Regions from separate parts of the Homo sapiens genome. Here region 1 is linked to region 2. A link is a loop called in an ENCODE intact Hi-C map of the cell type or tissue named here. Cell type or tissue: endothelial cell of umbilical vein. All regions are shown on one strand.

Evidence for each region. Peaks named below come from ENCODE experiments on the same cell type or tissue, not always from the same donor. Only the 100,000 strongest peaks of a DNase experiment are listed, where the experiment ranks them.
Region 1: it touches region 2 in a loop (22-fold over the local background); 100 of 110 quality-filtered maps call a loop at or near these places.

The regions. Positions count from the first base shown.
Region 1 is chr20:63,534,972-63,542,971 of GRCh38, forward strand. It overlaps PTK6 (protein tyrosine kinase 6), which reads right to left and starts at 2,405. Exons shown (of 8, transcript NM_005975.4): 1 at 2,114-2,405; 2 at 1-88. The coding sequence starts at 2,343. It overlaps SRMS (src-related kinase lacking C-terminal regulatory tyrosine and N-terminal myristylation sites), which reads right to left. Exons shown (of 8, transcript NM_080823.4): 4 at 7,469-7,610; 5 at 7,192-7,350; 6 at 6,468-6,649; 7 at 6,220-6,376; 8 at 3,518-6,028. The coding sequence ends at 5,847. RefSeq lists enhancers at 2,504-2,593, 5,012-5,181, silencers at 2,714-2,863, 3,194-3,463, 7,678-7,737 and a cis regulatory region at 5,097. In endothelial cell of umbilical vein, a CTCF peak has its summit at 3,091 (motif pointing right); a DNase peak (open chromatin) is centred at 3,080; H3K4me3 peaks cover 566 bases.
Region 2 is chr20:63,971,049-63,979,048 of GRCh38, forward strand. SAMD10 (sterile alpha motif domain containing 10) reads right to left here. Exons shown (of 5, transcript NM_080621.5): 2 at 6,177-6,358; 3 at 5,923-6,094; 4 at 4,644-4,784; 5 at 3,068-4,484. The coding sequence ends at 4,462. Among named protein-coding and RNA genes, the nearest start is that of SAMD10, 4.6 kb to the right of the region's middle. RefSeq lists an enhancer at 7,748-8,000. In endothelial cell of umbilical vein, a CTCF peak has its summit at 3,015 (motif pointing left); DNase peaks (open chromatin) are centred at 1,503 and 2,973; H3K4me3 peaks cover 660 bases; H3K27ac peaks cover 879 bases.

The sequences.
Region 1 (8,000 bases), 440 kb before region 2:
GACCCTGATCAGGAAGGCGCCCGTGGCGTTGCCCTCGGCCTGCAGCCGACGCACAGCTTCCGAGCGGGAGATGCAGCCAAAGAACCACCTGCAGGGGAGGAGTCTGAGAACACGCGGACCTGGGCCCACCCCACGTGGACCCCACGCTGGCCCCAGCCTGCCCGCCTGGAACCCCAGCCGCCCTTGCCTGCCACCTCAAGCTCCCAGCCCTGACCACAGCTGCTCTCAGGAGCTGTCGCTGACCCAGACGCCCTGAATGTCCCGAAAGGCCAGGACAGGCCCCTGAGGACCCGGCGGGGGCAGGGGCAGGCGCTACCACACCCTGCCCTGAGTGGCCCGAGTCTAGGGGTCAGAGCCTAGGGTGGAGCTGGGGAGGGCAGCTGAGCAGGATGGCTGCCCAGAGCTGCCTGCACACACCCATGTGTGACGCACGCTCACACACACACAGTCACAAACCCCCACACATGCGCACAGTTCACCCGCACACCTGAACACACACGCGCATGTGTGCTCACTTGCCCACACGCTCACACGCACGCACACACAGCCACTCGCGCGCACTAACTCCCGGCTGCGGGGTGTGGGCCAGCCCTGGACTGTGGACTTCCAGGTGGAGCTTGCAGAAGCTCCAGGTGACCTGCGCCCTTTGTGTGTCTGACTCCCTCAGGTCACTGGAACACAAACCCCACACAGAAGACCACGGCCCAGCATGGAGCCCCTGGGGTCCACCCCCTCCACTTCCGCACACCTGGAAGCACTGCCCCACCTGCCCCTCCAACCACCTGGCCTCCCGCCCCCCCCCTCACCTGGCCTCCCGCCCCCTCCTCACCTGGCCTCCCGCCCCCTCCTCACCTGGCCTCCCGCCCCCCCCCTCACCTGGCCTCCCGCCCCCTCCTCACCTGGCCTCCCGCCCCCTCCTCACCTGGCCTCCCGCCCCCCCCTCACCTGGCCTCCCACCCCGTCCTCACCTGGCCTCCCGCACCCCCCTCACCTGGCCTCCCGCCCCCCCCTCACCTGGCCTCCCGCCCCCTCCTCACCTGGCCTCCCGCCCCCTCCTCTCCTGGCCTCCCGCCCCCTCCTCTCCTGGCCTCCCGTCCCCTCCTCTCCTGGTCTCCCGCCCCCCCCACCTGGCCTCCCGCCCCCCCTCACCTGGCCTCCAGCCCCCCCCACCTAGCCTCCCGCTCCCCCCCCCACCTGGCCTCCCACCCCCTCCTCACCTGGCCTCCTCCCCACTTCTCACCTGGGCGAGTTCTCAGGACTCAGGGTCTTTGCACCTGGGAGCTGACCAGCCTCCGGCCAGACCCCACCCCTGCACCCCTGCTCACTAACGAGGTCGTGGGTCTGCGCGTGACCCTGCTAACGAGGTCGTGGGTCTGCACGTAATAGAGGGGTCTCCACCATGGGCCCCTGCCCGACGGCCTCTTTACAGCCTCCCCTGCTTGTTGCTTGGGTCCCCCGGGAGCTAACCCTACACAGCCTGTGACTCACGCACACACACAGTGGGTGCCCAATCACTGATGAGAAACGCGGGATCTCAGGAGCGTGACCCTCCTCAGCCTGAGCTCCGGGCAGCTGTGGAAGCCAGGGCCAGGCCACACCAGCTGCTGTCTGGTTCCCCGCAGGGCACAGCAGGCAGGAAGTTTGCCCGGCAGCCGGCCCGCTCCCCTAACTAGGTCGTGTGTCTGGTTCCGGCACTTTGGAAACTGGGCAAGCTTCAAGCTTCGTTTCCCCCAAAGGCCCTGGAACGCTCCGACAGACCTTGTCACTGGCCACCGGGCCCCAGAAGTCCACCCTGGACCCTCTGTCCTCCCTGGGTCCCGGCAATGCAGCGTCCACCCCCGAGCTGTGACAAGGATGAGCCCAAGGCAGGGGCCGTGCCCTCTGACCCCCGTGCTCCAACTCCCGCAGGGACAGTCCTGGGCACTCCTGGGCGCCAGCGCATGGGGCCTGCAGGGAGGATCAAGCGGGATGCCCAGCCTGGACTTTGGGGTGCAGGAAGATGGAACCGGGGTCCCCACCTTCTTGGGCCTCCCTGAGCAGCCCAGAGCCCTGTCCCTCCCCTGTGCCTAGAGGGTGGCCTGTGCCAAAGCTCCCAGCAGCCTAGGACACGCACGGTTCCGACTCCACCGTCTCCCTCTCGGCCAGGTAGTTGTGGGGCACATAGCCCTGGGCCACGGCCCCACCCGCCTCGTCCAGCAGCGTGGCCCACCACCACTGCTCCTCCTTCCTGGCCACGTGGAAGACGTCCCCCGCGCGGAAGCTCAGCTCCTCGTCCGTCCGGGACTTGAAGTCCCAGAGGCCCACATACTTGGGGCCCAGGTGAGCCTGGTCCCGGGACACCATGGCGGGCGGGCGCAGCGGCAGGACCAGGCTGTGGCCCAGCTGGAGCACCCAGAGCTGGGCGTGGCAGGCGGGCCGTCCCACTTCCTCATGACAGGCCGGGAAGCAGCCACACCCAGCACCCACAGGCGCTCCAGAGCACCCCGGCTCCTCCTGAGGGCCCAGCCGGCCCCACAAGTCCTCAGGCCCACTGGGGCCCATCTGAGCACTTAGCGCCCGCACTATGGGAACCCACTGGGCAAGCACCGCCAGGGCCGGCCTGAGCGCAGGAGAGGGGGAGGAGGACCTCCCGGTTGGGGCTTCTTGGGGGTCCAACTTATGGACACTCAGGCACTCAGGGAAGCCAACGGCCCTCTGGGAACAAGCCTCGCAGCCTGAGGGCAGGAAGGTGAGGGCTGCAGGCGCTGCCTTCCCAACCCTCAGAGCTGCGGGGGCACAGGTGGGGGCCGCCTCTCTCCCCGCTTCCGGCAGCTTCCCCTCCACCCGTCGGTGCCCTCACCCAGCCCCAGACTCCACCCCTGAGCACAGGGCCCAATGTCAGGAGCTGCTGTGGGCAGGCGTCCTGAGAGCGGCCTCATGGGCAGGCCCGCCCTCGGGTAAGGGCCAAGCAGGGAAGAGGGAGTGGAATCAGGGCAGCGACAGCTGTGTGGGTCGGCCCGGAGGACTTCCCGGAAGAGGAGGGCCCGAGGGTTTTGGGGGATCCCCGGGGAGGCAGAGCCAGGGGCACCCACGGCTGAAGAAACGGGCACTGCCTTCCTCCACACGGACGCCAGGGGGCAGGCAAGGACCGTGAGTGCGGCCTGGAAGCGCCCATGGCGCTGGGGCCCAAGGCCACAGGTCCCTCCCAGGCAGCCCCTCCCGCCTCCAGCCTCTGCCTCCTCCTGTCCAGCCCGCAGGACCCCTGCCCCCTTCCAGCTGGCCTCCCTTCTCCCGACTCATGCCTGAGTGAGCCCTGCCGTGACCCCCACCTGCACCCGACGGCCGCCTGCCCCCCAGCCCCTGAGACTCGGGACACCCCCTCCCTGGAGGCCCCTCCCCGCCCCACCCTCCCACTGACCCTACTGTGTCCACCCGGGAGCTCCAACCCAGGGACCTGGACTGGCAGCCACAAGGGGGCAGGAAGGGGCGGGAAGGGAAATTCAAAGTCTGCAAGGGGTGGTAAGGAAAGTCCCTAAACTGCGTATTTCAACTTTTATTTTTATTGCAAAGAGAAATAATGGCACCTTCCACTCATTGTTTTGAGATTAAGAACAATAATCTGGATTATTTAACAGGCTCATAGATTTCTGGGCAGCCCAGCTCAGCGCTGACCAAGGTGGGGAGGGGCAGCGGGGTGCCGGCCTGGGCAGTGTCCCTCAGGCCCTCCCAGCTCTGTCTGGGGTCGGTTGGGGAGGATGCAGGGGGAGGGGTGGGGGGTGGGGAATGCGGAAGGAGGGTGCCGGGGCACCTGGCCGGGCAGCGTCCCTCAGAGCCCGGCCAGACTCTGGGCCCGTGAGTCTATGTCCAGGAAGCCTCGAGTATCCCTGAGTTCGGACGTGCAGGACTTTCAGTCTAAGCCACACCAGGAGGCAGGAACGTCCCCAGCCCCTCCCAGATACCCAGGAGCACCAAACCTGTTCAGCTGGTGGCTGGCGAGATGCCTAGGAGGGCACAGGTGCCACAGACACACCTGGTCCCCTTAATCCCAGTGGCGGCTGCAGAGAGCACAGAGGGCGAGGCCTTCTGTGCCAGAGGAGCCCCCAGGCTGCTGTGCTGGGGACCTGCCAGAACTGGAAGCTCAGCTCAAGGCCTCAGTGGGCCCAGGTACCAGAACCAGCCCCTCCCCTAGGTTCTCCCATGCAGATGGAGCTGGGCAGGTGGCCAGGGTCCCAAAGGCTCAGATAAAGCCTCTTGCCTCCACCATCTGCAGGGGTCCTGGTTCCTGCTGCTTCCCTCCGCTTGGCCTTGTTCCTCCGATGCACGGGCCCCAGGAAGCCCCCGCGCTGCCTCCGTTCTCGGAGCCTCCGAGTGGCCTCTTCCTTCCCCGGGGCCACCTGTCTCTGCACACGGGAGTCTCATCTCTTAGCTCCCTCCTGAGCCAGGCTTTGGCCGGGGCCTGTGGACGGCAGCCATCAGCACTTCGGCTCAGCAGGTACAGAGCTGACCCCAACTCTAGGGGACAAGGACTCAGTCAGGCCTGAACTTGTCTCCAAACTTTCTGTCCCCGAAAGCCTTCTGGGCACAGCTGCCAACCTGGGCTCCCAGGAGGGTGGGGGGCAGGGTCTCCGGGGGCCACAAACAGACCCCACCGGCCCCCTTGCTTCTTGACGTGTTTCACGAAGACCTGAGCAGAAGCTTCCCTGAGCCAGACGTGGGGAGACGAGGGCGGACCCTGCACATCCCTGCCCCCTCCTGCCTTGGTGACCCCCGAGGACTCACACCCAGAGGCTTCCTGAGCCACTTGCTGCCCAGCATACCATGGCATCTACCTCCGAGCCCCCAACCGACCCTGCCTGACCCTGCACAGGCAGAAGACTCCAAATCCCCCACGGCCCACCCTGAGGCCCCTGGAAATAGCCTCCAAGGGCAGCTCCCAGGTCACCAAGCCTCCCGGCCCACCCTTCCTGTGCCACCTGGAACCCACCCAGGGAGATGGAATCGGCAGCTCCTGCCAATGCCCTTGGGGCTCACGCTCTCTGGGCACCATGATGTCCTGGGCTGGGGGTCCGGGCGGCATGGGGGCCGCTCCAACCTGCATTTTCTAGCCACGTGGACCCGTACGCTCCAGCTCCTGGGTCTGGGTTTGGGGGGCTGAGCCTGTGTGTGATGTGCGCCTGTGTGCGTGTCTGAGTGGGTCAGTCCCGGCTTACTGAGTGCTGTGTGCGTGAGTGGGTTTGTGCACAGGCCGCCAGTGTGTCTGTGAGGGGCAGGTGACGGTGCCACCCCGTGCCTACATACCACACATCCAGTGGGGTCAACACCACGGTCTGCCTGGGAGTCAGCACTGGTCATTTCCACAAACCCAAGCTGGGACTAGGGAGAGAACTGGGCCTTTGGCTCTTCACCCTGGGAGGGAGTCCAGGGGACCCAGGCAGGAGACACACAGGGCTCAGGGTTCCTCACCCAGAGCCTCCGAGGCTTCTACCCACCCTCCTGTGCCGTTGTCTCTCTTGAGAGGCCAGGGACACGTGTCACACTGCACGGGGAACGTCAGCCCCAGCCCTCCGTCTGCACGAGTCACACTGCACGGGGAACGTCAGCCCCAGCCCTTCGTCTGCACGAGTCACACTGCATGGGGGACGTCAGCCCCAGCCCTCCGTCTGCACGAGTCACACTGCACGGGGGACGTCAGCCCCAGCCCTCCGTCTGCACGTCTGCCTGGTGCACGAACATGTGTGCACGCCAGGGCCTGAGGCCCACAGCCAGAGGCTCCTCGGTCCGGCAGACCGGCATCCCTTCGAGTTGGCGCTCTGCAGGGAGGAGGGGCTGGCCTGGCTGGAGCCCAGAGCGTTGGGTCACGTGAGGACTCAGGGGTGGCATCTGTGGATGGCGTGCAGCTTCTCCCGCAGCGTGGCGAAGGAGGGCCGTTCCTCGGGGCTGCTCCTCCAGCACTCCAGCATGAGCACGTAGACCTCCGCCGGGCAGGCAGCCGGGCGCGGCAGCCGGTACCCTCGCATGATCTGCTGCAGCGTCTCGTGGTTGGTCATCCCTGGGAGGCGCGGGGCAAGAGCTGCCTCGATTCTGCCTGGGGGTCCCTATGGAGGAGGCCTCCTGTAGCCCCCCATGTCATCTGCCTGCCCTTGGCCAGACCCTCCAACCCCTTGCCGACAGCGTCCAGGCCCGGGGCCAGTGACTCCTGGGCAGAGCCTGCATCCTCCCTCTGGCTGCCTGGGGACCCACCTTCATAGGGACACTGGCCATAGGTGAAAACCTCGTGCAGCAGGACGCCGAAGGACCAGACGTCTGACTTCTGGGAGAAGACACGATAATTGGCCGCCTCAGGCGCTGTCCACTTGACCGGGATCTTGGAGCTGCTGCTCGGGGAGTAGATGTCGTCCTGGGGGCGAGGGAAGGCCCCTGGTAGGGCAGGTGGACCGGGGTCCCCTCACCCACCCCCTCTGGGTCAGGGGCCCAGAGCCTCCGCTGACCTTGAGCAGCCGGGCCAGGCCGAAGTCAGCCACCTTGCAGGCCAGGCCGTCGTCCACGAGCACGTTCCGGGCGGCCAAGTCCCGGTGCACAACGCGCTGCTCCTCCAGGTAGCTCATGCCCTCAGCCACCTGGCAGGCAAAGCCCAGGAGTGGCGGCAGACGCAGGGCCCGGCCCTCGGGGGCTGCAGGAGACAGCGCGGGGTCTTTTAGGGCACGGGGCCAACGGCCGGTGAGGCCAGCGTCCACCCACGTCACCTTCCCCCATGCCTCAGCCTCCTCATCTCTAAGACGTGGCGAGGATGGCATGGCCGGCTAAGGCCACGGGAAGCCCCAAGTGAGACAGGGCGAGGGTCCTGTACTCACCACAGTGACCCGGCAGCCGGCCCAGGCCCCCGACAAAGACCAGGGCAGAGAAGAGCCAGAGGCTGGGCTGGGTCTATGTCACATTAGACCAAGGCTGGTGACCCAGATGGGACCGCGCCCCCCACCGCCCCCGAACACCAGCTCCAGCCCCGGAGCCACAAGGCTCTGGCCTGGCCCAGACCTGACGCCAGCCCCCTGTTGGCTGGAGACCAGACAGGGATGGGATCTGCAGCCGGGGCCACCTGCTCCCGGTAGAGAGGCCCGGTTCACCTCGGAAACCCCGCAGGTTCAGCTCTGCGCCAGGAGGGAAGGGGCGGTCGCAGGCGCGTCAGGGCCACGTGGCAGCAGGGAGGGGACTCACTGCCCAGGAAGGCCTGCAGGTTCCCCTTGCGCATGAGTTCCGTGACGATGTACACAGGCTCCCCGCCCGAGCACACTGCGTGCAGCCGGATGAGCCGCTCGTGCCGCAGGCCCTTCAGTGTCTGGATCTCCTTGGCGAGGTCAGTGAGCTTCATGTTGGCTGCGAGAGAGGGTGTGGCTCCAGGACCGGCCCACGCCACGAACATCACTGCCCTGGGGCTTGAGGGTTGGACAGCAGGTGCGGGGCCCGGCCGTGGCGCAGGATCTCGGGGCCTCACCTGACTTGATGACCTTGATCGCCACGGGCAGGGAGCCCAGCCACAGGCCTTCCCACACCTCCCCAAAGTAGCCTTCACCCAGCTTCCTCCCAAGGGCGAATTCGGAGTGTGGCCGCTCCCACACGTCCTGCCTCGGGGCCTTCTGCAGGGAGGGTGGGCAGGGAGGCTGGTCAGCGTGGGCCCCTGTGCTCTGTCCCAGGCACAGCCCCCCACACCAGGCCTCTGGCGGGCACCCCTGTCCCCAGCACACACTCACCCCACCCTGGCTGGGACAAAGGGGAGTGGGTGCCAGGCTTGGAGGCCCGGCCCAGCCCCGTGGGAGCTCATTGCTCTGGGGGCCTAAGTGGCACCTTTGCCCCAGCCGGATATCCGTCTACACATGCTCATTACTGCCCCTGGCCGCGCTGTCATTATGAGACCAGAGAAACCAGACTGCTGCCCTGGCCCTCGGCAGGGTGGCTCACATCGGGGACAGTCCCCGGGATCCAGTGTCTCCAGCCCAGGTGCAGCATCTTGTGATCTGCCTCTCCTC
Region 2 (8,000 bases):
CCCCTCCCCTCCCTTCTCCTCCCCTCCCTTCCCCTCCTCTCCTTTCTCCTTCTCCGTTCTTTTTTTATTCTTGAGATAGGGTCTCGCTCTGTCATTCAGGCTGGAATGCAGTGGTGTGATCTTGGCTCACTGCAGCCTCTACCACCTGGGCTCAAGCAATCCTCCCACCTCGGCCTCCCAAGTAGCTGGAACTACAGGTGTGTGCCACCCCACCTGGCTAAGTTTTAAAGTATTCATAGAGACGAGGTCTTTCTGTGTTGACTAGGCTGGTCTTGAACTCCTGGGCTTAAGCCATCTTCCTGCCTCAGCCTCCCACAGTGTGGGCATTACAGGTGTGACCCACCGCCTCTGGCTAGGAGGGCATTTTTTTTTTTTTTTTTTTTTGAGACAGAGTCTGGCTCTGTAGCCCAGGCTGGAGTGCAGTGGTGCGATCTCGGCTCACTGCAAGCTCCGCCTCCTGGGTTCATGCCATTCTCCTGCCTCAGCCAACCAAGTAGCTGGAACTACAGGCGCCCACCACCACGCCCGGCTAATTTTTTTGTATTTTTAGTAGAGACGGAGTTTCACCCTGTTAGCCAGGATGGTCTCAATCTCCTGACCTCGTGATCCGCCCACCTCGGCCTCCCAAAGTGCTGGGATTACAGGCGTGAGCCACTGCCCCTGGCCTTAGGAGGGCCATTCTTACCTGTTCACAGCACCCATCTCCCAGGGAAGGCCTCAGGCCTCAGGAGGGAAGAGTCAAGGAGACTCTGGGTTTTCATCTTGTGCCCATAGAGCATTTTTTTTTTTTTTTTTTTGAGATGGAGTCTCTCTCTGTTGCCCAGGCTGGACTGCAGTGGCGCCATCTCTGCTCACTGCAACCTCCGCCTCCTGGGTTCAAGCAATTCTGCCTCAGCCCCCTGAGTAGCTGGGATTACAGGCACGTGCCACCATACCCAGCTGATTTTTTGTATTTTTAGTAGAGACGGGGTTTTACCAAGCTGGCCAGGCTGGTCTCGAACTCCTGACCTCGTGATCCACCCACCTCGGCCTCCCAAAGTGCTGGAATTACAGGCATGCGCCACCGCACCCAGCCAGCATTTTTTTTAAAACCATGTGCATATATTACTTTTATAATTAAAACAGACTTTTAAAAGTTTCGTAATGCCCCTTTTTGCATACTACAAATATTCTGGACTCCTTAAAATTGATGTGGGCTGGAAGTTGCTAGTCAGGAAATGGAACTACCAGGTGTGCCTCCTTCGCTGGGGCCCTTCCGGCCCAGTCGGCCCCTTTCCCTGTACCCCGTGGAGCAAGCTCAGAGGCACTGCTAGGGGGTTGGGCAGTAAGATTTTTGCCTTTCCTCAAAGGGGCCTGGGATCTGCTTCACTCAAGGCTGGTGCAGAGCACTCACATGGAGATTGGAGGTTGGCTCTTATAGAAGAGGCAGTCAGTCAATCCTTCCTTCGGGAATCTGAGTCAGAGAGGCCAGTGCACACCAGCCTGTGTGACCCGAGGAGGAAGGGGAGGGCATTCCCTGTGAGGCTAGCGTCATCACGTCCTTCCCTTGTTGACCTTTCCCACCCTGGGGACGGGACCAGCAGGATTTCCTGAGGGGTCAGTGTGTGTCCCCTTAGGTGCAGCCAAGGCCGTCAGCTCTCCCTGTGTAAGTCTGGGTGTCCATACATGCGACCTGTTTGGACATTGCCGTGTCAGGATATGACAGTGTCCCATGCTAGGTGAGACCAATGCCTGTCTGTATTTTAGCATCTGGGCGACTAGACCTCAGGGTACCTGGGGACGATGTGTCTGGATTTCAGTATCCATGTGTCCAGGCTGCGGCATGTCTCAGTGTCAGGGTGCTGGTGAGGGACGGCTGTTTTCTGTGAGCATCTACATGCCAGGGTGTCGTGGAATACAGTGTGTTTGTGTGCACCGGGGATGTGCCGTGTCCCATGTGTTTCTATGTGTTAGGAGGTCGTTGTGTGTCTGCATGCTAGTATTTGTGTATTTGTGTAATGACATCTTTGTATGGGGGCATGCTGTTACATACCTTTGTGTCTGTGTGCCTGGCCAACTACATGCATGTGTTTGTGTGTGTTGGTGTTTGCTGGTGTCAGTGTCATTGAGTCTCTGTGTGTGGTTTATGCTCTTATGTGTCTGATTGCTGTGTGTGTGTGGTGTGTGTGTGTGTGTGTGTGTGTGCTGTGATCTGTGTTTGAGACAGGGTCTTGCTCTGTTGCCCAGGCTGGAGTGCAGTTGTGTGGTTAGAGCTCACTGTGCCTTGAACTCCTGGGCTCAAGGAATCTTCCTGCCTCAGCCTCCCAAGTAGCTGGGACTACGGGTATGCGCCACCATGCCTGGCTAGTTTCAAAAGTTTTTTGTAGAGATGGGGTCTTGCTATGTCACACAGGCTGGTCTTGAACTCCTGGCCTTCAGCGACACTCCTGCCTTGGTCTCCCACAGTGCTGGGATTGCAGGCGTGAGCCACCGTACCAGGCCAGATGTTTGTGTTTTATCCCTGAACGTGTGAATGGGATCTTATTGGGAAAAGGGTATTTGCAGATGTGATGAAAGATCTTGTGATGAGGAGATTATCCTGTATTACCCAGGTGGCCCCAAATCCAAGCATCCTTATAAGAGAGAGACAGAGGGAGATTTGAGAGACAGAAGAGGAGGAGGTGATCTGATTACAGAGGCGGAGACGGGTAATGCCCATGCGCCCGAGTTCCCCCGGCAGCCACTGGAAGCTGGAGAGGTGAGGAGTCGCCCCAGGAGGCCCTGAGGGAGCTGGATTTTGGACTGCGGCCTCCAGAACTCCAGAGAGAATGAATGTCTGCTGTTCTCAGCACCCCTCCGTGGTCCTCTGTCACGGCAGCCGCGGGACCCTCACGCGCTGTCTGGGCCGTCCCTTCCAGCGTGTCGGGCGTTGTGTCCAGCACTGGGGACCGCCCACAGGCGTGACTTGAGCCCTGTTTCCAGCCTCTGCGCGGGGTTGCCCAGACGCCCCTCCAGGGCGTGACGCCACTGCCCCCTGGTGGCCGCGGCTGCCCAGACGCCCTCTCCTCGCAGACCCAGCACCGCCAGCACTTGGGAACCAGCTTTATTTCTGATTTTTTTTTTTTGTCAGAGTATAAAAAAGTGAGTGCAGCAAAACAAGGAAGACGAGACAGGCGTGCGTGGGCCAGGGCAAGACAGAGGAGAAGGGAGGGAAGCAGAGGCAGAAGGGCCCCTTGGGCGAAGGCTGATGGTGGGAGGCGGGCAGAATACTTGCGCAGCCACACAGGGGCAGGGATGAGGGTCTCCCCGTGGTGGGGGCTTACAGGATGGGAGCGGCCAGGCCAGTTGTCCAAATTCCACCTGGGACCTGCAGTGACCAGCCTCGAGTCTGGAGGCTCAAAGCACACAGAGGGGACTAGGGGCTCAGCCTCATCTGTCCCTGAGATTTTCAGAAGCCACAGGGGGACTGGGAGAGGGCAGAGGCGCAAGAGGGTGGAGGCGGCTAGGGCCGCCCTCACTGTCCTTCCGCCAGGCAGCACCAGCCCCAAACCACCCAGAGAGGGGTTGCTCAGGCCTCTGGGAGGGTGTAAGGGGAGTGGCCCTGGGAAGGCCTCTCCCCTGAATCCAGGCCTTCTTGGGAAAGCAGCAATGGGAAGGCCCACGCACAAGGCCCTTGTTCTTGAGGGCGAGGGGGGAAGACCATAAAAGCAAGATTTTCCCAAAGATAGGGCAGGGAGCACTGCTAAGCCTGGGCCCTGGGCGCGGAGCCACCTGGACAGGGCTGGGGTTCTCGTTGTGCCACATTTTGTCTCTGGCGCTTGGTCAATCTGGTCCTTTCTCAGCTTTACTTCTCATGAATAGAGGGGGTGTGGTGACGATGTATAAATAATGATGAAAGTGCTTGGCATGGTGCCCGTTAGGCGGGTGCTGATGGCCACTACTCTAGATGATGGGTTGGCCTGCTGGGCCCTGGCAGGTGCATGGGCACAAGCCACAGGGAGCCGAGGCAGCTTATGGTACCTGTGTGGGCCAACCTGGAGGTGCTGGGGAACGACCTAGAACTGGGCTGGGTGGGTGGACAGACAAGTGACTCAGCAGGCGATGGGGGACCGACATCACGTGGAGAGGGGAATGTAAATAAACAGACTCCCTGGGAGTCTAGGGGGGACATCCAAACCGGTTCTGGCTCCAGGCAGCTGCCCCACATGCTGCCAGCTGCACCAGGGGAGGGCTTGGGCTCAGGTCCCAGGAGGTGGGGCCACACTCAAGCAGCCCCCTACCCACCCAGCCCCAGGGCACGACCTGGAATGTCCAACCAGAGGCGCCTGGAGGTGTGATCCTGGTCCTGTCTGTCCGTTGGGCCAGCCTGGCCGCCCCGGCATCCCGCAGGGTCCAAGAGGCGCTGCGGGGCCAGCTTGGCCTCCTCCCTAGCCGTGGACTCCCATCACAGTGCTGGGGTCTGGGTTCAAGCCTCAGCAGCAGCTAGGACATTTTCCCGAAGGAAGCTGTGTGATGGAAGAGGGTGAGAATGGGGTGGGGTCTTTGGCATCATCTGCATTAGGGCGCTTACTGGGGCCTGCAGCCGACCTCCTGAGGTCATCCCACCCCACACTCAGAGGGGCTTCTCCATCAGCCCCCAGGCCTCTCTGGCACCTCACACTGACCTTGGCTGAGCAGCTGCAGGCTCCGCCCCTCCTCACGCACCTGCAGGCGGAGCACCTGCTGCAGCACCTCCTGCCTCTGGGCCTCCTGGGCCAGCCCCATCCGCTGCAGCTTCTCCGCATTCAGCCGCAGCAGTGCCCGGCCTGGGGAGAGGAAAGAGGGGCTGAGCTGAGGCCAACAGAGGCATCAAGAGCCAAGGCAAGGCTGGTGCCATGGCTCATGCCTGTGATCCCAGCACTTTGGGAGGCCGAGGCGGGCAGATCACTTGAGGTCAGGAGTTCAAGACCAGCCTGGACAACATGGTGAAACCCCGTTTCTACTAAAAGTATAAAAATTAGCTGGGCTTGGTGGTGTGCGCCTGTAGTCCCAGCTACTCGGGAGGCTGAGGCGGGAGGATCACTTGAACCTGGGAGGTGGAGGTTGCAGTGAGCTGAGATCGTGCCACTGCACTCCAGACTGGATGACAGAGCGAGACTCCTTCTCAGAAACAAACAAACAAACAAACAACAAACTGAGCCAAGGCAGAAGCAGGGACTGAAAGAGAAAAAGGGAGGAGAGAGAGAGGAAGCGGGAAGCACGGGCACAGAGAGACTCGGAGAGAGGGAGGAGAGAGAGAGGAAGCGAGGTTCAGAGAGACTCAGAGGGAGAAAGAGAATCAGCAAAACACACAGAGACTTAAAGGAGAGAGGCAGAGGGAAAGGAAGGAGAGCAAAAGGCAGGGACGGAACAGAGAAAAGCCAGATGAAGACAGCACAGAGAGATGGGAAGAGACACAGAAGAAAGGCAGAGAGGTCCGGACGCAGTGGCTCACACCTGTAATCCCAGCACTTTGGGAGGCTGAGGCAGGCGGATCACCTGAGATCAGGAGTTCGAGATCATCCTGGGCAACACAGTGAAACCCTGTCTCTACTAAAAATACAAAATTAGCCAGGCGTGGTGGTGCATGCCTGTAATCCCAGGTACTCGGGAGGCTGAGGCAGGAGGATTGCTTGAACCTGGCAGGCAGAGGATGTGGTGAGCCAAGATCGCACCATTTCACTCAGCCTGGGCAACAGGAGTAAATCTCTGTCTCACCAAAAAAAAAAAAAAAAAAAAAAAAAAAGAAAGGCAGAGAGATAGAAAAGACAGATTCTGCGGAGATGAAGAACAGAGGGGAGGTTGATTCACAGGAGAAACTAGACAGACGAAAACAACAGCAAGAGAAAGGCAGGCTGAGTGTGGGGAAGAGACGCTCTGAGGCAGGTTAGCCCCACTCCCACAGCACCCTCAGCGCCACTGTACCGGTGATGGCATGCTGGGAGAAGGCCTCCACGTAGACGAGGTAGTTGTGGGGACAGTGCTTCTTGAGCCACTTGCAGACGTCCTGCTGACTCCACAGGACCACGGGCCGGGTCAGGCCACCCAGCGAGGGGCTTGTATGGTACAGGCCATAGTGGTCAGAGTACAGCCGGCCCTGCAGGGGAGGGGCGTGGCAGGCAGAGTGAGAGTGGTGGAGAAGGAGGGCAGGGACGGAGGTGGGTGGAGTGGGTGGGTACCTGGGGGGTGTCTGTGCCGGGCTGCTGCAGGAGCTTGATTGGCCTGCTGCTGGCCGCCCTCTGGCTGCGGGAGTCATGCCACGTGAGGCTGGTGCCAGGTGTCCGAGGCAAGTGGCAGGGGATGCTCTCAGCTGACACCGTGTGCTCCAGGAGGGTCCGGCAGAAGCTGAAGTGGGCAGTGGCTGTGTGTGGGGGTGCCTGGTCAGGGCAGTCAAGGGCAGAACCAGAGGCTTCCTCTACTTGAGAGCTAGCTCCCTGCCCCATCTCCTCCACACTAGTGCGGGAAATCACCTCCCCAATGAGGGGTTCCCAAGCCTCCAAAGGCAGAAGGAAGTGTGCAGGACCTGTTTCGAGGACCTCACCCAGCACAAAAAGAGAAGAACTGGAAACACCTTTCATCTTGCAAGTCTACAGCCCTCACCCAGGGGAGCAGGATGGATTCTTAGATCAGAGGATGTGCCCTCTAGGGAAGGGAACCTGAGACATATGACAAGAGGAGCTATCCTGGGACAGCCCTGACCTCACCCTTGCCTTGGGCTGGCCCACAAGTCTTGCACACACCACACCAGACCAGGAAGTGCACACACGGCCTGCTTTGAGGAAAGGCAGATCCCGAGTCCGGGGAGGTCGTCTGTGCTGGGGAAACCGGGCTGAGGATGCTGCTTGCCCATCGCCACTGAAGGCACCCAGTTCACACAGCCCTATCTGGTGTTGGGGCCCGACTCACTGACTATGACTCATTGACAGCCTGAACTGTGGGCCAACTGACAAGCAGGGCTCACTCCGCAAACACGCGCTGGGCTCTCCAGCTGTGCCGCCCCCCACAGGGCCTGCAGCCCGGGACAACACCGGCCATGTGAATGGTGGGTACCCATTGGATATGGGCGGGTCAGCACAGGTATGTGGGGTGCAGCCATTGCTTGGGGACCCACGGTGATGCTCTGTGCTCCCTCTTCCCACAGTAACTGCATTAAAGTGTTTCATCTGAGCTTTGTCATCATCTCTGGGGGCACTGCTGACCTGAGTCTGGGGAGGCAGGCGTCTTGATCCAGGTCTGGTTACAGAGGGGCACCCCACATTCATTGTCAATGAATGAATGAATGAAGGCTCTGTATGGTATCTGCAAGTGAACAGAGCCTGTGGGGAGACAGAAGGTGGGCACAGGCCTGCCCCTGTCTTTACAGCACCCTAGCACCCAGGCCTTCAGCAGGGCAGGTGAGGTTCCCACGCTAGGGCCCTCATCCCATCCACCCTAGAGTGAGAGACCCTCCCGGCCTCAGACTCAGCCACCCACTCCACACCCAGGGCAGGGGTTGGGGATGTGTCTAGGAGGTCTAAGTATCGGTGAAAACCACATCCTACTTCCCCGTCCTCCCACGCCTGTAAGACTTAGGAGACATAACACCTTCCGCCCCCATTCTTGCAACTTTCAGGAACCGGACCCCTGGGTGACTCCAAATTTGAGGTCTGGGGTCAGCAGAGGGTGTGCTCAGTGGGCCACCGCCCCGAGGTGGCCCCTAGTGCTGTGGGAAAAGGCTTATTCTAAGCCCGCGCCTTCCAGCGGACAGGCGCCGTGGTCGCCGGGCTTTGCAGGGCCTCGAGCGGCGGGGCTGGTGCAGAAGCGCGCGGCAGTCCGGGGAAACCCGTCGGACTCCTCAGCCCGCACGGCACCTGCCCCGGCCAAGCAGGCTCCGCCCATTTCCTGCCTGCACTCCCGGAGGGAGTTCCGTCCGTCCCGCGGTCTGTCGGTCCGGTCCCTCCCGCCCCAACGTCAGGATTCCAGAAGGAAATGGGGCGGGGGCACCGAGGCGGGATGTGACCTCG